2 separate regions of the Homo sapiens genome follow, and region 2 is linked to region 1. A link is an interaction called in ENCODE POLR2A ChIA-PET data of the cell type or tissue named here. Cell type or tissue: endothelial cell of umbilical vein. All regions are shown on one strand. Links, peaks and the distances in the headings refer to the core of each region. The heading gives the core; the rest is flanking DNA. Region 1 overlaps LOC101929710 (a long non-coding RNA gene). Region 2 overlaps LOC101929710 (a long non-coding RNA gene).

Region 1 (8,342 bases), core at 40-8,039:
CTGAAGCAACAGTATGATGAGAAAGTTAGCTCATCAGAATAAGTTGGAAATCTAGTAACCATTTGGCAGAAGATTGCAATTCATAAAAGCAAGTATTTCCAAAGGCAGCCACATCGGTGATAGATTTGACCCTTACAACCAACACCAAAGTAAAGAACTGCTGGTACAAAGTAAAAGTTCCAGTATAAATTACATACCTACCATGAGTTAACCACAGATTAATTCACAAAGAGTTGAGAAGACAATTAATAATCTTACTGTTTATCAGACATCTACTAGGTGTTAGCCAGGCACTCTGTTAAGCCCTCTATGTATGTGATCCCATTTTAACCTCAGATAAACCCCATGGAGCATTTTTATCTCCGTATTACAGATGAGGAAATAGAAGTAAATTAGAATAAGTAACATACTCAAGATCATCAAGGTAGGAAAACCACCTTCAAACCGAGATTTATTCAAGTTTAAAGCCTCTGCTCTTTCTACTACCTCACACTGCCTCAGCTATTATTGAACAGAGTGTTATTTCTTTCTATAATAGCTCTGATTATTTAAGCAATAGAATTTTGTGTTCAGAAAACAGAACCCCTCATTTTCAATTCACCACATCAGCTAGAAAGGTTTGTACAGCACATTTTTTGCCATGAAAAGCAAAATTGACTTTAAGAGCAACCCATTACAGCCGCTCAGACCTTTGTCCCTCTAGCTCAGAAGGTCTATAGCATGTGCCTAGAGTTTGCAAATCCTACACACCAATAGAATAATGCACTCCAACATTCAAGAGTAACATGCTAGGATTGAAGGTGGTTAGGTGGGGAGAATATCCATTCTCCTGATTTCCTGACTAATGCAGGATAGTCATGCTGGTAAATATACAGAGAGGACTGGTATGGTGTTTTGAATAGTTGCTACTTACGTTAAGTAGGCAAATATTTTGAATATCATCTTTGTGATGAGAGGGTTGTTGGGACACAGAAGGTAAGTGATTGTTTCTTTAATTTGTAAAAGCTATCTTTTTGTAAGCAGAAAGACCAGTAGGAAATGGGTAACCAATAAGAATACTGAACATACTTAATCATGAAAAATGGTGAAGCTATTGCCAATTTCAGCTCTGTGGACACATTCTAGGAGGTTTTAACTGCAAGAAATGCTCAGTTATATTCAAATCAGGAGGAAATGCTGATTGAGAAACATTGAAGATCAACAAATTCCCCTTACTATTTAGGTAATAGTATTCTTTATTTTTGTTCCAATTATGCATGATATTTAAATAAGGAATATTCTGGAAGCTCTGCTTAACTGTTTCAGAGAGCTTCTATTTTTATTAACTGTGGTCTTTCTTAAAAATAATTATCTCTATGAGATCATATGTGCAAAGTGCCTATACTAGTGCCAGCTCGCTGAGGCAGCTCATGTAGCTCAGGTTTCTTTTCCTTACTGGCACTCTAGCTGTATAGAGTTTTGTTCCATGATCCAGTCATCACCTGGATGTAATTACCTCAACTGTAGTCACTTCAAAAGGAATAATAGTTTCTAGGGTGTTATTATTTTTTTCATAAACAAAACTGATGCAATTAATATGGATGTTATAAGCCATGTTAAATTCATATATTATTTTCTTTCTTTCTTTCTTTCTTTTTTTTTTTTTTTTTTTTTTTTGAGATGGAGTCTCACTCTGTTGCCAGGCTGGAGTGCAGTGGTGCAATCTCGGCTCACTGCAACCTCTGCCTCCCAGGTTCAAGCAATTCTCCTGCCTCAGCCTCCCGAGTAGCTGGGACTACAGGCACACGCCACCATGCCCAGCTAATTTTTGTATTTTTAGTAGAGATGGGGCTTCACCATGTTGGCCAGGATGGCCTTGATCTCTTGACCTCATGATCTGCCTGCCTCGGCCTCCCAAAGTGCTGGGATTACAGGCATGAGCTACGGTACCCGGCTTAAATTCATATTTTCTTCATGCAAACATAAGTTTACTGGGCTTTTTTATCTGATAACTATAGTGGTCTAATTCTTCAAATACACTTTTTTTAAAGCTGCTTTTTACCAATTGGATGAAATTACAATAAGATGGCCAGAAAAACGATTTATGATCAGAGCCCAAGAGAGTAATCAATTTACACTTTGAAGCATGAAGTCTGACTGCCCTTTTCTCTAATGTAACACACCATGTACTACAATTTATTGGCCATAAAACTACTCATCCATAGTCATTCACTTTGTCCCATGATTTCTCTATGCAATCTTCAAAGAAAGGATTCATGTGAAATTGGTTAACTATTTACTTCATATAGAAAAAGCTCCACCTACATTTTTTAGTTCTGCTTAGGAAGAAGACTGCCATATATTGGTACTGGAATTCTGCAGTTAACATTCATAATATATTTTATTCAATTGACTATTAATGTTTAGGCCTCAAGAATTATTAATTTGTCTTCCCACATACTTTCTTTCTTCCCCAGGTTATAAAGTTAGACAACGATTTTCTTTTTCAGCTTTTCAAATTTACTACCACAACTACCCTTCCTTCCCAAAACAGTTTCATTCAGAAAATGATTTAATTTACATTACTCTAAAGATAACAGATATCTAAGTAATGTCAAACTCATTCCCCACTCTTCAATTTATGTTCAAAGGTCCAACTGATGCTCATATTACAAAGATTGATAGAGTAAATTGTCAAATGTTCAGTAAACTTTTCAAGGACATTCAAGAAAGATGCTTGGATCTTTTGTAAACATGTATTCTGGCAAAAATTTCCAAAATTTCTATAATTTGAATATGAATAGACGTATATTTCATTTTCAATATCATAGTATGTCAATCCTTTTTCTTCTTTAAAAACTGGTGTGTATTAAAAATGGAAAGTTTACATTTTTATTTTCAAAATGTTTTGAATCTTGGGAACTCTTTCCCTCTTTTAAAGACATTATAATAACACTTTTCACTTATCTTAAAGTCATTTTTGCACTTGCTTTTAAATTTATTTCCATTTGGAGATGGAACATATCACCTATCGTCTCTGAATCTGCATTCATTGACAGAGAAACAGTAATTTCTAGAGCAAAAAGTTTTAGTTACAATTTGAGGAGAAAGGATATTTTGTTAAAGTTGAGTGATTCCTTTAATAGCATAACTTCTCTATAGCAAGGACTAGGAGAATATAATAATTTTTAACATAATTATGCTTTTCTTTGAGTATGTTCAATCTAGCACAAAAGCCTTGCTAAATAATCAGCTATCACGTCTCATTCATAAGGGTCTTTCTTCGATTATAAGAAAAACAAATTTAGTAGTAATTCTCTGCACTCCAGGCAACTGTTCCTTATACAAGGAACTGCCCATTAAAATCACTTTAAAATAGGCTTTAGAGGGTTATCAAGAAGAACACTTTTGAAGTTTCTCAGATATTTCATATGTGAAACTGAACCAAGGCAGATTTAGTCAAATGAGAGTATTAGAGCACTTACAATTTGAAACAGGCTGTTTTATACTGTTTCTGATGCTCTGCTAACTAATTTTAAAAGTGAAGAAATTTCCTGTGACTTGAATTCTTCTATAATTTTTCAGAGCAAGTTGTATTAATAAATCATCCAGTTCCTTATTACAAAAAATGCAGTCCATGAACCACACTGGCATCATCTGGGAACTTGTTAGAAATGCAGCATCTCAGACCTACTGAATCAGAATATGCATTTTTAGTGAGATACCCAGATGATACACAAGCATATAAAAATTTAAGAAGCATTGATATAGTTAACATTGATACTTGGAAGGGCTAAATATTCTTTATTACAGAGTTTTCCAATGTATGTGCTAGGAAAGGCTGTTGTGCTGCAAATGGTTTGCAGGTAAGGACTCACCTAAGGACTCTCTCAACCCTTGGAGCAGATGGGTGGAATTGACTTGGCCAGAACCCCCCAGAGCATCTCCTGCCACCTGCAAGTGGCCTTGTCCCTTAACCCCAGTGTGCCATACAGACACCATGTCCTAAATGTGCCACTACATGGAAAAGATAGCAAAGCGCTGCTGTGATAAATTATGTTTAATCAAGGAATAATTTGATGGGACGAACCAGAGGGGAAAAGTAAATAGAAGTAGGAAGTCAAAGTTCTTGGGCACAGACAAATCAACAGTGAGGAAGTCAGGGTGAGACTGGAAACTGGTTCCTATTCTCCAACTCCTTGCAAAGTTAAATAAGTAAGATCTGCACAACAACTAAACAATGTTGGAAAAATAGTTCTTGGCTGGCAGAGTTAAGCTCCTGCTTTAAAAATGATTCGTCAATTAAAAATAATATTAATAAATATTAACTAGTTAATTAATTAAAAAGATAAACCAGCATAGCCAGCAACATGCATAGAATTGTTCCACAGTTAAACCTTTAGCAATGGCAACAGAAGGATTGCTTGACGGTGTTTCATGAATATTGCACAATCCCTGTTCTCCATAGTGAGAAAACTTCCAGTTTTCCCTCAGTATGGGCAGGTCCCTTTCACAGAAAAACAGAAGCATAAAGTGCTCCTCTCTTCCCTTACTAAAAGTACTGATGGATACATTGACACCAATCCCATAGTTCTCAGAGAACAGCAAAAGAAGAGAAGAGAAGCAGAGCAAATAGCACTTATGAAACAGATGTCAGCCTAAATAACCGAAAGAGTCAGAATCTAGTTTAAAGAGAGTTTATTCAAGCACAAAGTTTGAGGATGGCTGCCTGCAAAACACAGATTCTGATGAATGGAAGTCAGTGCTCTGAAGTGTAGAAGTTTGGGGTTATTTTAGATAAAGCTTGGGGATGGTGAACAGAATTTCAACATCTTTCTGTATAAGGCTTGATGTATAGTTACAATGATCTGATTAGTCGAGGTGGTCTTTTTCTTTCGAGAAGGCATATTTAAAATTCAACATTACAGATGTAACAGTCATGGGGTCTTTTTTGTCATCTGGTCTGAGTTAGGTACAGGACAATAAAGGAGGCAATTAATCTATAAAAAAGATCAGTGACTGGAAGGCGAATAGGTCTGGCCTCTGGTTGTTTACAGAACAAGAACAATGAGGAAGAGAGCTAATTTATAATCTAAGAAGCAGAAGTTGCAAATATGCTCTGTGACTCAGTCTCCAGGGCTTAAATTCTTCCTTGGCATAATAAATTTAGAGGGTCCTGCAATTTTATTTTCTTTTACACAGAAAAGCCTCGAAGTAATAAATAAGTCATTGGTGGAGGACATTTAGCAAAGCACATTGGAGAAAAGCAGTACTGTTTATAAGGATTCTGTGCTTACCAAAGACTGAACTTTGGAAAAACTTATCTAACAAGACTGGGTGGTCACTTTAGTTTGTATTGTAGCTCATAATAAAGAAGTCAATAGTTCAGTACAGGTGGGTGTATGAGAAAAACAGTAGAAAATTCAGAAGAGGATCAGCAAGCCCAAATATCAAGAGAATAATAGAATATAGACCAAATTAGAGTAGACATTTCTCTTAGCCATGTTTGTCAAAGTGTTTGACCAGTGCTTTGAAGGAATGGCTTAGAAGTTGATATAAGAACCCAGCTATGGCCGGGTGCGGTGGCTCATGCCTGTGGTCCTGGCAATTTGGGAGGCTGAGGCGGGCGGATCATTTGGAATCAGGGGTTCGAGACCAGCCTGGCCTCTAGCAGAGACCACCCTGTCTCTGCTAGAAATACAGGGGGATTGGCCAGGTGTGGTGATGTGCGCCTTTGGTCCTAGCTGCTTGGGAGGCTGAGGCAGGAGAATAGTTTGAGCCCGGGAGGTGGAGGTTGCAGTAAGCCGAGATCACACCACTGCACTCCAACCTAGGTGACAGAGCTAGACTTTGTCTCAAAAAAAGGGGGGGAAAACCCAGCTATAGCAATTGTCATTGCTGTATGTGGCATTATGCTTTAATTTTTCAGCTAATATTTTATTTCATTCATTAATATGGTTCTTTCTCACTTTTTTATTTTAAAGAGAAAAAAACTAAAGAATCCCAGTTTTAGCTTCTCTCTTATAGCATAGCAATGACTTTAAGTTGGTTTCTCTCTATAGTTTTTTTTCCAAACCTATTTTCCACATAATTATTAAAGAAACTCTTTGAGAACAAATTATTTTGTGTCACCTTCCTGCTTCTATTGTTCCAATGACACTCGTAGCTTCCTGGATTGTTTAAATTCCTTCATTTGGCACTTACATTTCTGTTTTATTTTCTTTTTTTTTTTCTTTTTTGAGACAGAGTCTTGCTCTGTCGCCCAGGCTGGAGTGCAGTGCCGTGATCTCTGCTCACTGCAAGCTCCGCCTCCTGGGTTCATGCCATTCTCCTGCCTCAGCCTCCCAAGTAGCTGGGACTACAGGCGCCTGCCACCACGCCTGGCTAATATTTTTGTATTTTTAGTAGAGACAGGGTTTCACCATGTTAGCCAGGATGGTCTCGATCTCCTGACCTCGTGATCCGCCCGCCTCGGCCTCCCAAAGTCCTGGGATTACAGGCGTGAGCCACTGTGCCCAGCCTGGCACTTACATTTCTTTAGGATTTCTTAAATCTCAGCTTCCTTTGTGGCCCCATACCCATCTGCATCCAATTCCATCAAACTGCTGTCGTCCCCCAAACACACAATGCTTTAGTGTGCCTTGTGCCGTTGCACCTGCTGTCACCCTACGAACATGCTCTTCTCCTTTGTTCACTTGCAAAATCTTTCTTATCCTTGAAGCTTCAGCTCCAGCGTCACCTCCTGTAGAAAGTCCTTCTCTCTTCTCTCCATCTTGTGACGTGTTCTCTAACCCTGAGCATGTCTTGATCATGGAATTTTTTAGAGGGTATTGCCATCAGGACCCGTTTCATGGGTGTGTGACCTATGCAGTATCATTGAGCCTTGTACTCTGAAGGGCCCCACACTTTATTTAATGCTCTGTTGCCATCAGCTTGAAATTCTCAATAATTTTAGCTTTGATTTGTGTTTTGTAGCTGAAGTCCAATGGAACAATGAGGTATGCACATGAACAGAAGAGATACATGCAATATGTGTGCAATGGACTGAATGAGCAGAAGAGATACATGTAATGTGCATGTAAAATGTATATATGAAATCCTAGCCCTCAGTGTGATGATATTAGGAGATGTGAGGAAATTAGTCATGAGAGTGAATGCTTCATGAATAGGATTAGTGCCTTATTAAAGGGATCCCAGAGAGAGCTCTCTTGCCCTCTTTCCACCATGTGGGAATCCAGGAAGATAGCCATTTGCCACCCAGGAGCAGGCCCGCATCAGAGCCTGACCACACTGGCACGCTGATCTTGGACTTACAGCCTCCAGAAGTGTGAGAAATAGATTTCTGTTGTTTTTAAGCCACACTGTCTATGGCATTTTATTATAGCAGCTGAACTAAGCCAATGCATGTCAGCCATTCCTTACTGCCCCATTCGCATAAATAATTTGCAATGCCAAAGATCACAGAATTCCAGTGCACCCACAATGCAGGAGAGTTCAGCAAGACTCAAAATTATAGTACAAGGTAAGCATGTTACATGTACTACTGAGGAAGCAGTGGCACTTGCAATTCCAAGAGGCCATGCCTCACCTTCCAAATAGAACTTTCTCTGAATGCATAAAGAAAGCAATGATGTTGTAAGAAACATGAATGAGCAAGAAACTCTCGTTTTTTCCACCTCTTATTACTTCCCTATATTAGCCAACCGTTCCTGCAGAAAATCATATAGAAGAAAGGGAAAGATAGGGCAACCCATAGCTCCTTTGCTTGCAGTTCATTACTCATTAGCAAACTAAAAGTAGAGTGTTGGTAGAATGCATGAATGTCAAGATGTAAACAGAAAAACAGTCGAGTTAGCCTTGTGGAGCATTTCTACTGTTCTGCCAAAAACAAAATACTAAGATTATGTAATTTCGATGATTCTGCGTGAGTTTAATGTTGTCATATTTGAATTTAAAACCAGCGTTGTAGAATATAAAGATGGATGACAAAATTCATTCTAGTAATTTAAATTTTAATTTTTTATTTACTTAGAATATTAAACACCACATTAAAAAATACCATGCCAAGTCAAGATAACCTACAGAAAACAAAGAATTTTCAAATTTTAGTACTGCTTATGTCACCTTTTATCTGCTTTTTCAACAAGAGGTTTCAAATTTTTATTTTGCAGTAAATCCTACAAATGATATCACCGGCTATGATATTATAGTAAACTCTGTTTTTGTTTTCTATGCACCACATTAACTTAGGAGTTGCTTAAAGGTGAGGATTGTGGCAAGATTTTTTTTTCTCTTATTATTCCTGGTGTTTACATATAGCAAGCTCTCAAAAAATGGATTTCAAATGGCAATTGCAGTTAAGT
Region 2 (8,342 bases), core at 199-8,198, 110 kb before region 1:
GCCTCAATTCCTCCCTCCCATGTTTATGGAAGACATCTATAATCCATCACACCATTCTTTCCAGTGTCAGCTCTTTGGGGGGCAAGTATTGATTGATTGGTTAACTGATTTTGCTCTTGTGTGTGTTGCTATATTCCCAGGACCTAGAATAGTACCTTGAATATCACATTGTAGGCACTCAATAAATAATTGTTGAATAAATGGAATAAATGACTCAAAAGTTGTTTCAGAATTCTTTGCAACACAACACTCTAGGCAAGCAAGATACAGTGTATTTTCCCTCCTTGGATAAGCCAGCCTCATTGTGAGGAGACAGAGCAAGAAGGCAGCCAATTGTTTCCTCACAAAGCAGGCTCAATATATTTTCTAGCTCTGATCTACCCCATGTAATGGCTTTAGGTCTGACTTGCTCTGAGGAAAATATTAATACTAAGGTTGGTACCTCTAATGTAAGAAGGTATGATACAATTCTAAACAATGTAGGCATGATCACTATTTTAGATTCCAAATCTAATTACCAAGTGGGTCTGACTTAGAACAATAGAAGTATATACTGTCCTGGTTCTTGAGGCTAGAAGTCTGATATCAAGTGTTGGCAGTATCATACTCCCTCTAGGAGAGAAGGCTTCCTTGCCTTTTTCAGTACATAGCAGCCCGAAGCATTCCTTGGCTTGTGGAAGCATAACTCCAATCTCTGCTCCCATAGCCACATGGCCTTCCCTGTATGGGTCTCTGTGTCCAGTTTCCCTCTCCTTTCTCTTGTACAGACACACTGGACTAGGGGCCACCCTAATTGAGTATTACTTTATCTTAACTTGATTACATCTGCAAAGACTCTATTTCCTAATAAGGTCACATTCAGAGGTACCAGGGGTTAGGATGGGAACATGTCTTTTTGGAGGACACCCACTCCAGTCACTGTCCTCATGGATCTTACAACTGAGGGTGACAATACAGATGAGTAAACAGGAAATTACAACTGAGTGATAACGTGTTTTCACAGGGGAAGTAAAAGATACTGTGAGAAAAATAAAAGGAGCTCCTAATCAGATTGCCTGAGGGGCTCAGAATTGCACTGGATGGCAGATAACAGAAATCTGACAATAAATTATATCACATTACATAACAAGAAATTGGAAGCAGGCAGTTTATGTCTGGTGCAACTGTTCCAGGAAGTCATTGAGAATCCAGGGTCCCCCTGATTTCTTTCTCCTCCAGTGTGGCTCTTGTTCTCATGGCCACAGAATGTCTGCCAACACCAGACATCACCTCTGCATTACAGATAAGAAGGAAAGGAATGGGGAAAGACACATGTGAATGGAGCCTGACTATATCGGGAAACCAATAGCATCCCATGGGCCACACCTGGTAGGCTTCTCCTTACAGGTCACTGGCCAGGACTGATTCTCATGGCCATTCAGTCTCTCCTGGTTTCCGAGAGACTTAGGAGGTGAGTACAACTGACTGGGCGCATGACTGGTCTGTACAAAATGGGAGTTCTGTTAGTAAAGCAGAAGGGAAGAGGGGATGTAGGTGGGTAACTAGCAGATTCTGCTACAGAAACTGTCCCAATGATGGTGATGCAAAAACTGAAACTCAGAGGAAGAGTCAGTGTCCTCCCAGTGCAGAGGGTTTTTCAGACAAAGGGCAGAGCATTTAGAGAGACTGAGAGGTAAGAAAGAGCCAGGTGAGAAAAGACTTCCAATATAGCTGAACTGCAGCTTGCTATTGGGAAGTTAGGCTGAGATGAAGCAGGGGAGGAAAGCGGGGGAAATCCTAAAAGACCCTGTAAGCCATGTGGATCAGTTAGGGCTTTAAGATGCAATTAGGAGCAAACTTTGGCCATTTTAAGCAGAAAATGAGAGTGTTAAAATGTTCTTGGGCAGCTCACAGAATTTTCTAGGACTGCCAGGAACGAGGTCCAAATTATGATGCAGAACTGAGACGATGAGGCTGCTGTTGCCACCACAGCTAAGCACTGACCCCGCTTGCACCACACACAGAACACCACTGCTACCAAAACCCTAGCCTCTGAGGGCCCAGGAACTTTCCTGCCCTAGAACTTCCGTGTCATCCACAGAAGCTTGTATCATCTCCATATTCAAAGTCTGAGCAACAGTGTCTAATGATGGGGGGTGGGGGTGAGGGGTGGGGCCTGTTGTGTGCCTAAATTCTAGCCACAAGGAAGTGTGAATATTTGGCATTTATTACTTCTGACATAAAATGTGGCTCTCCTTCTCATCAAGAAACTCCTCCAAACATGGGACGAGGCCTCAGATGCTGAGCAGCCAGTGGATGACAATGGGCAGGTTTATTCTGAGTGCAGTGGGGTGTCCAGGAAGAGCTCGGAAGGCCATGGAAACTTCCAGGCCCCCTGCTTGTCACATGAGTAACCAGCATTCTAGTAGGGGAGTAAACAGCCTTCTGGACAGATCCTTCTGGCTGCATGGTAAAAAACAGATTCATAGGAAGAAAGTGGAACAGCCAAGGTACTCTATGAGATACCGTCTTGGATATCTCGAGGGACTTATTCTCAGGGATTGCCTTTGAATAATGAGATGGTGTCAACATGGGGACCAGAAACTAAGTCTGGATTATGCCAGACTGCCTTATGGAAAGAGACAAATAACTATGCTATTTAGCCTTTCTGTGCTGATTAATATAATAAGAATAATAATACGTAAAACTGTGTTGTTTTGGTGAGAAGAAGGTAAAAGGAGGTAGGGCCTCTCCTGTTCTCTTGCCCTTTGGTTGGGGCTACTGGGCCAAAAGCAGCAGGCATGCCATACCTATGGCAAAGCACCTAGTCAGTCTCTCCTCATCCGTCCCTGCCCCCAGAGTGAGCCATGAGTGCAGCTGGCCAGTGGAGGTTCTGTCGGAGAGGCCCCTCATCCCAGTCTGGGGAAAAATGAAGAACCAAGACTGAGTGAGTAACTGCGGATACACCTGAGATCATGCCTTCCTGGCTTTGCTTCCCATGGTAGCATCTTCATCGAAAATGAATTAATAAGGAGTTATTACCATGGTACTTTTCTCCCTCAGCACCTGAGAAACTAAAGTCTCTAAATCCCACTAAGATTAAGCCCTAGCTCTGGTTTCAAAGAGACATAAATAATGACAATCTCTGAATGTTGTCCTTTCAGTCTTGCACCAAACGATGAGAAAGAAACCTGGGTATTGATGTTTTAGCAGCTTTCAAGCCCAGCAGCTTTTCCTGTGAAATAGTACAAGGACAGAAAATTGCAAAACAGGCCAGATGGGCCGAGTACCCTGGTGTTGTCAGGTAAAAGAGCCTCTGTGTAGAGGTTTGCAGCAGTATGGGGTTACCCTATTAAGCACACAGATTATTTTGGCGAAATCACTCAGTCCATGTGTAACAAGCAGGGGGTCTGGAAGTTTCCATGCCCTTCAGTGAAGGGATGTGAATTGGCAATGGTTTGGGGATGGAATAAGAGGCTGCTACAAAAGAGACTACAAAAGAGGGGACCTGTGGCTGGGACTTCAGATCCAAGAGTAGGTGGCAGCTCACCTTCTCAAATTGCAATAATGACTTGTTGCAGGTCACGGGTCACCCGTGCAGGCAAAGAGTAGACCAGCCATATCACAGAAGAGAGAAATGGGGAGCCAGAGGACAGTCAGTGGATCTAAGACTCCAGTTGCCCTGCTGTAGAAATGCAGATAGTTTCCCTTCATATACCAGGACTCCATTGCTTCATCTTGAGCAGGAAAAGAAAGCCATCCAAAAGCGGCCGTTGAGGCCCTTCTTCACTAGCTGTTGAACATTCAGAAACAAGGCAATTTAAACTAGAAGAAACTGAAAAGCTATTGACCAGCAAATCTTTTCCCTGCTAGCAGGGACCTCTTAAGTAAAATCAGTTCAGCCATCGAAAATAAAGAAGCTGTTGTTTTAGTGCACATTGGAGACTAGAGAAAGTAAACTTAATATACAGCTACATTTTCCATTAGAATTATTTTTATTGATTTTTTTCATATTTAAGACTTTATTTTTAGATTACACCAAATTCATTTTCTCCATTTTTATGCTTGTTTGCATGACTTTATTATTTTGTAACAACATTCATTCGAAAAAGTCTCATGGTCATATGATGCCAAGTTCACCTCTTATCTGCCCTCCCAGCAATATTTCTAAAGTGATACTAGGAATTATGAAAATATTTAGGCAGAACTGTGGGCAGGAATTCCTTAAAAAGCTGGAACAGAACAACATCACTCTTTGACTCGGCCTTTCTTGTTCTTTGCTTTTACACCCAAACACATGAAACGTTCTTAAATGTAAGCTGCAAGGAAAATTATAAGCACGTTTCAAATACACCCAGTTCCTTGGCTAGCCACTTCTCTATACTTAGCCTGAAAGAGTAGCCATATGCATATCCCTTAAGACAGTCCTCATGTTCTTAACAAAGTATCTTAACTTTCAATACACTGGAAGAGAATTATGAAATTTGAGACCTTTCTTTTCTCTCATCCTCCCAAACACACACATGTACACAAACACTCTTAAAACATCTCCCTGCACATGCACTTCACAGTCATCTCTACACGAGTTGACGGTTCTTGTCTTAGTACAGCAGGAAATACTTTCAACACCAGTCATGATGTGGATGGCAAAAAAAAAAAAAAAAATACAGCGCTATTATCAGAGCCCTTTTAATTAAGTCCAAAGATCTCAGCTAGACATCAATTTTCTGTTTCCTTCAGAGTTGTTGATCTATCTAGTAACTAACTGGTAGATCAATGTGCCAAAACACACACACACACACACACACACACACACACACACACACACACACAAATTATCACAGTCTTAGCAAATCCAAAAGATTACTTTTAATGTTTCATAAGGCAGAGATAGAGTCTGCTGATAACTTGCAGGGCTTCCTTGGTCTAGGTAGGATGCTTATTATACCAGTTTAATGAGATTTCATCAGGCGATATATAGAAAGATGCAAGGTAGAGAGAAATAGAGATATATGCACGCACGCGTGCACACACACACACACACACACAGCTGGGGCATTTCTGGTCTCTCATGTGTGTGTGTGTTGCCATCCAGTTTTTCTTTTATTTTCCTAACTGAGCCATCAACTTTGGTTAACTAGTGACTCTGTTAAGCTTTCTTACACAGTAGTTACTTCTAGGGCTAATTCAGCAACCACTTTCACAATTTGCTTTAACAAAACATTGTTATCAGCAATTACTCTTACCACAGTCACCATGGTATTTTGACCCATAGTGCTTCAACATTCAATAACGATGTCCAGTACTCCTAGGACATTATATTTGCTCTCAATGTGACTCCTGGGATATTTTAAGACATGTTAACACAAAAATCCACATGTCCTTTTTCTCTACTCATCATTATCCCATCATTTCTTTTGCAGGTGAGAATATTCATTTTCTCTCACCAATCTGACTTAATTATCCAGGTTGCAAGTGCCGTGTTGGAACTTATAATCAAGGGTTCTAAAAAGAGGATCAAGGGAATGAGAGAGGATCAGAGAGTAGGAGGGTAAACAGGCTTGTTGATTTTCCTCATCAAGCAAACCTTGGTAAGAAGACACCTTCAGATATAGAGACTGGGAGGTGATAACTAGGCCAGAGGCAGTGCCATTAAAAAACACATGCTACCCAGAGACACAAACCAAATGTTCAAATATCCATTTTCATGCCCCTGATTCACATGGCTAATTTAAGCATTTCCTTTTAAGCAGAGATATAAGTATATTTCTGGATAATTGATTACTTAAAATCCTTATATATCTTGCTCTTTTTTAGATAGATTAATATTGTCTAAAAGCTCGCAATTTTCACGATTTATTACAATTTGTTTTGTCAAAATCAAGCGTTAGTCCTTTCCTCATACCTTTAAATAAATGAGTATATTATCTATCCTAAGAAAGTCCCAATAGGGAGTGATAGTATCCGCAAGAAGTAAAAATATTTATTTCATTCTTACTGTGAAAAAACTTATAGGATTAAAAATAAGTGCATTTCATGCCTCATTTTAAATCACATTAAATTTGTGTGTCTGAAATAGTCCACCGACATTGTATGATGCACATTTGATGCAGAATGCATATTGACCAAACTATAGGATTCAGATGTAAAGTGAAAAATACCCAATTATTTGTTTCCAGCCTCCTTGTCACACTCCATTCTTGTTTTTCTGTGCTGTCACTTCTCTGGAAGGTCAACAGTCCTTACCATTGGTTAAGGTAAAGCCTTACACCCTTTCACTCTTTGCTCTTTCTGTTGGTTAATTATTTGGCTGTGGTTGCAGGTGGTGCTTAATATACCTATACACAGTCTTTAAGAAACCACATTAAATGGATTAACATAAAGTAGAAAGACCATTCTCTCTTGTTTCGAACATCTGAATTTCTTTACTGACTTTTACCTAATGAGAAGTATTTACCACATGCCCTGAGCATGACAGGTGACAATGATATGTAGGAAGGGTCTGCACCCTCCAGAAACCATAAAATGGGCACTGACATTGGAGCTCAAAGCTCAACTCGGCCACTGCATATCTATATAATTAAAAACTAGTCTTAGTCTCTTCACTATTACATAGGGAGCGCACTGGCCAGGTCACAGGATAACTGATAGACTCAATTGAACACATGAAGTGGTGCATAGGGTAGGAGGTGAGAAAAGAAATAAAGTGCTAATTGGGTGTAACTGGGGAGGAGAACAATCATAGTAATTAAAGCAGTAGAAAGTGAGCACTGAGGAGGAGCCACATAAAGTAGGAGAGCAGCTGGCAGAGCCCAAATCAGGTCTCCCAGTCATCCAGGAATAGAGGGCATTTGGAAGCCTACATGCTGACACCTGCTTAGTACAGGCTCTTCCCACGGCACTTGGACACTCATCTCTGTCAAGTCCACTGAAAGCTCAGAGTTCAATGTTGACACAAGAACTCATATCACTGGTAGCTGCTTCTGGATCTGATTATCTAATGTAATTAGTGGACAATCAACTTTTTGACACTAGCTCAACAGAGCTCCTTGAAAGTAGAAACATGCATAGTGAGGATGTTTGGAATAAAGTTGCTGTGAAGTTAGACTTTGAAATATACTCAATCATTCAAAAAATATCTAGTGAGTAACTACCATTGGCCAGGCACTCCTTATTTTTTTTTTTTTTTGAGATGGAGTCTTGCTATGTTGCCAGTCTGGAGTGCGGTGGCTCAATCTCAGCTCACTGCAACCTCTGCCTCCCAGGTTCAAGCGATTCTCCTGCCTCAACCTCCCCAGTAGCTGGGAGTATAGGCATGCACCACCATGCCCAGCTAATTTTTGTGTTTTGAGTAGGGACGGGGTTTCACCATGTTCACCAGGATTGTCTTTATCTCTTGGCCTCGCGATCTGCCCTCCTTGGCCTCCCAAAGTGCTGGGATTACAGGTGTGAGCCATGGCACCCGGCTGGCACTCTTAAAGAGTAGATAATGTCCCTTGCCTCCATGGGCCTTACAGTCTATGGAGTGAGGTGGGAATTGTAGTAAATTATAGGAAGAAAAATACAGCTGAGGCCTAAAGAAGAGTAATATTTTAACAGGCAAAGGAGGGTGGCAAGAGCACTCCAGGCAGCAGGAGCAGCACACGAAGATCCTCTAAGTTGAGGGAAAGCTGAGCCCTTTGGCAGATCTGTGGGGAGAGGGGATTCTGGGTTTATCAAGAAAAGAAGCTGGAAAATTAAGAAGAGACCAGAACAAGTAGGCAATTTTAAGTCATGTTACAGAATTTGCATTTAATCCTAAGAGCTTTGGAAAAACATTAACCATTTCGGTGGGGAAAATAAAATGATCAAATTTACAGTAAAGAAAGATGATTCTATCTGTAGGACGGAGCATAACTGTAGGGAAATAAGGCAGGTTGGAACAATTAGCATGCTATTGGGGAGGTTCAGGCAGGGAAATTTGGTGTTCAGGAATATGGTAGTAAAATGGGAACAGGAAGAGTAGAATTGAATACAGAAAATAAGTACAATGTAGAGGCATTCAGAGGAATAGTAGTAATCTGTTTTGAATTATTATGAATAAGGAACATAGGGTGTGTTTGGATGACTGGCTTGGGAAAGACAGGATGTACTCGATTCTAGACAGATTGATTTTATAGTCCCTGCCATATATTGAAGTAGATATGTCTTGTAGACCATTGTCTCAATGGGTCTGCTCCTTCCATGAATAGGCTAAACTGGAGATAGAGAAAGGAAAATTACTGACACTTAATAGAAACTGAGGTTATGGGGATGAATGACATCACCAGGGAAAGTGAGATATGGCCTAGAAATGAACTCTGAGCAAGAATTACATGTAAGAA

The links. Peaks named below come from ENCODE experiments on the same cell type or tissue, not always from the same donor. Only the 100,000 strongest peaks of a DNase experiment are listed, where the experiment ranks them.
Region 2: POLR2A ChIA-PET joins it to region 1 with 6 read pairs; 3 of 35 experiments call an interaction of 5 or more read pairs at or near these places.

Annotation. Positions count from the first base shown.
Region 1 is chr5:96,586,565-96,594,906 of GRCh38, forward strand. The region is part of intron 4 of LOC101929710 (a long non-coding RNA gene); the gene reads left to right. It also overlaps a transcript of CAST not described here. Among named protein-coding and RNA genes, the nearest start is that of CAST, 72 kb to the right of the region's middle. In endothelial cell of umbilical vein, for the core only: no CTCF peak of the experiment used is centred there; a DNase peak (open chromatin) is centred at 4,947; H3K27ac peaks cover 5,438 bases.
Region 2 is chr5:96,472,301-96,480,642 of GRCh38, forward strand. All of the region lies in intron 4 of LOC101929710 (a long non-coding RNA gene), which reads left to right. It also overlaps a transcript of CAST not described here and the pseudogene LOC102724070. Among named protein-coding and RNA genes, the nearest start is that of PCSK1, 43 kb to the left of the region's middle. In endothelial cell of umbilical vein, for the core only: no CTCF peak of the experiment used is centred there; a DNase peak (open chromatin) is centred at 4,511.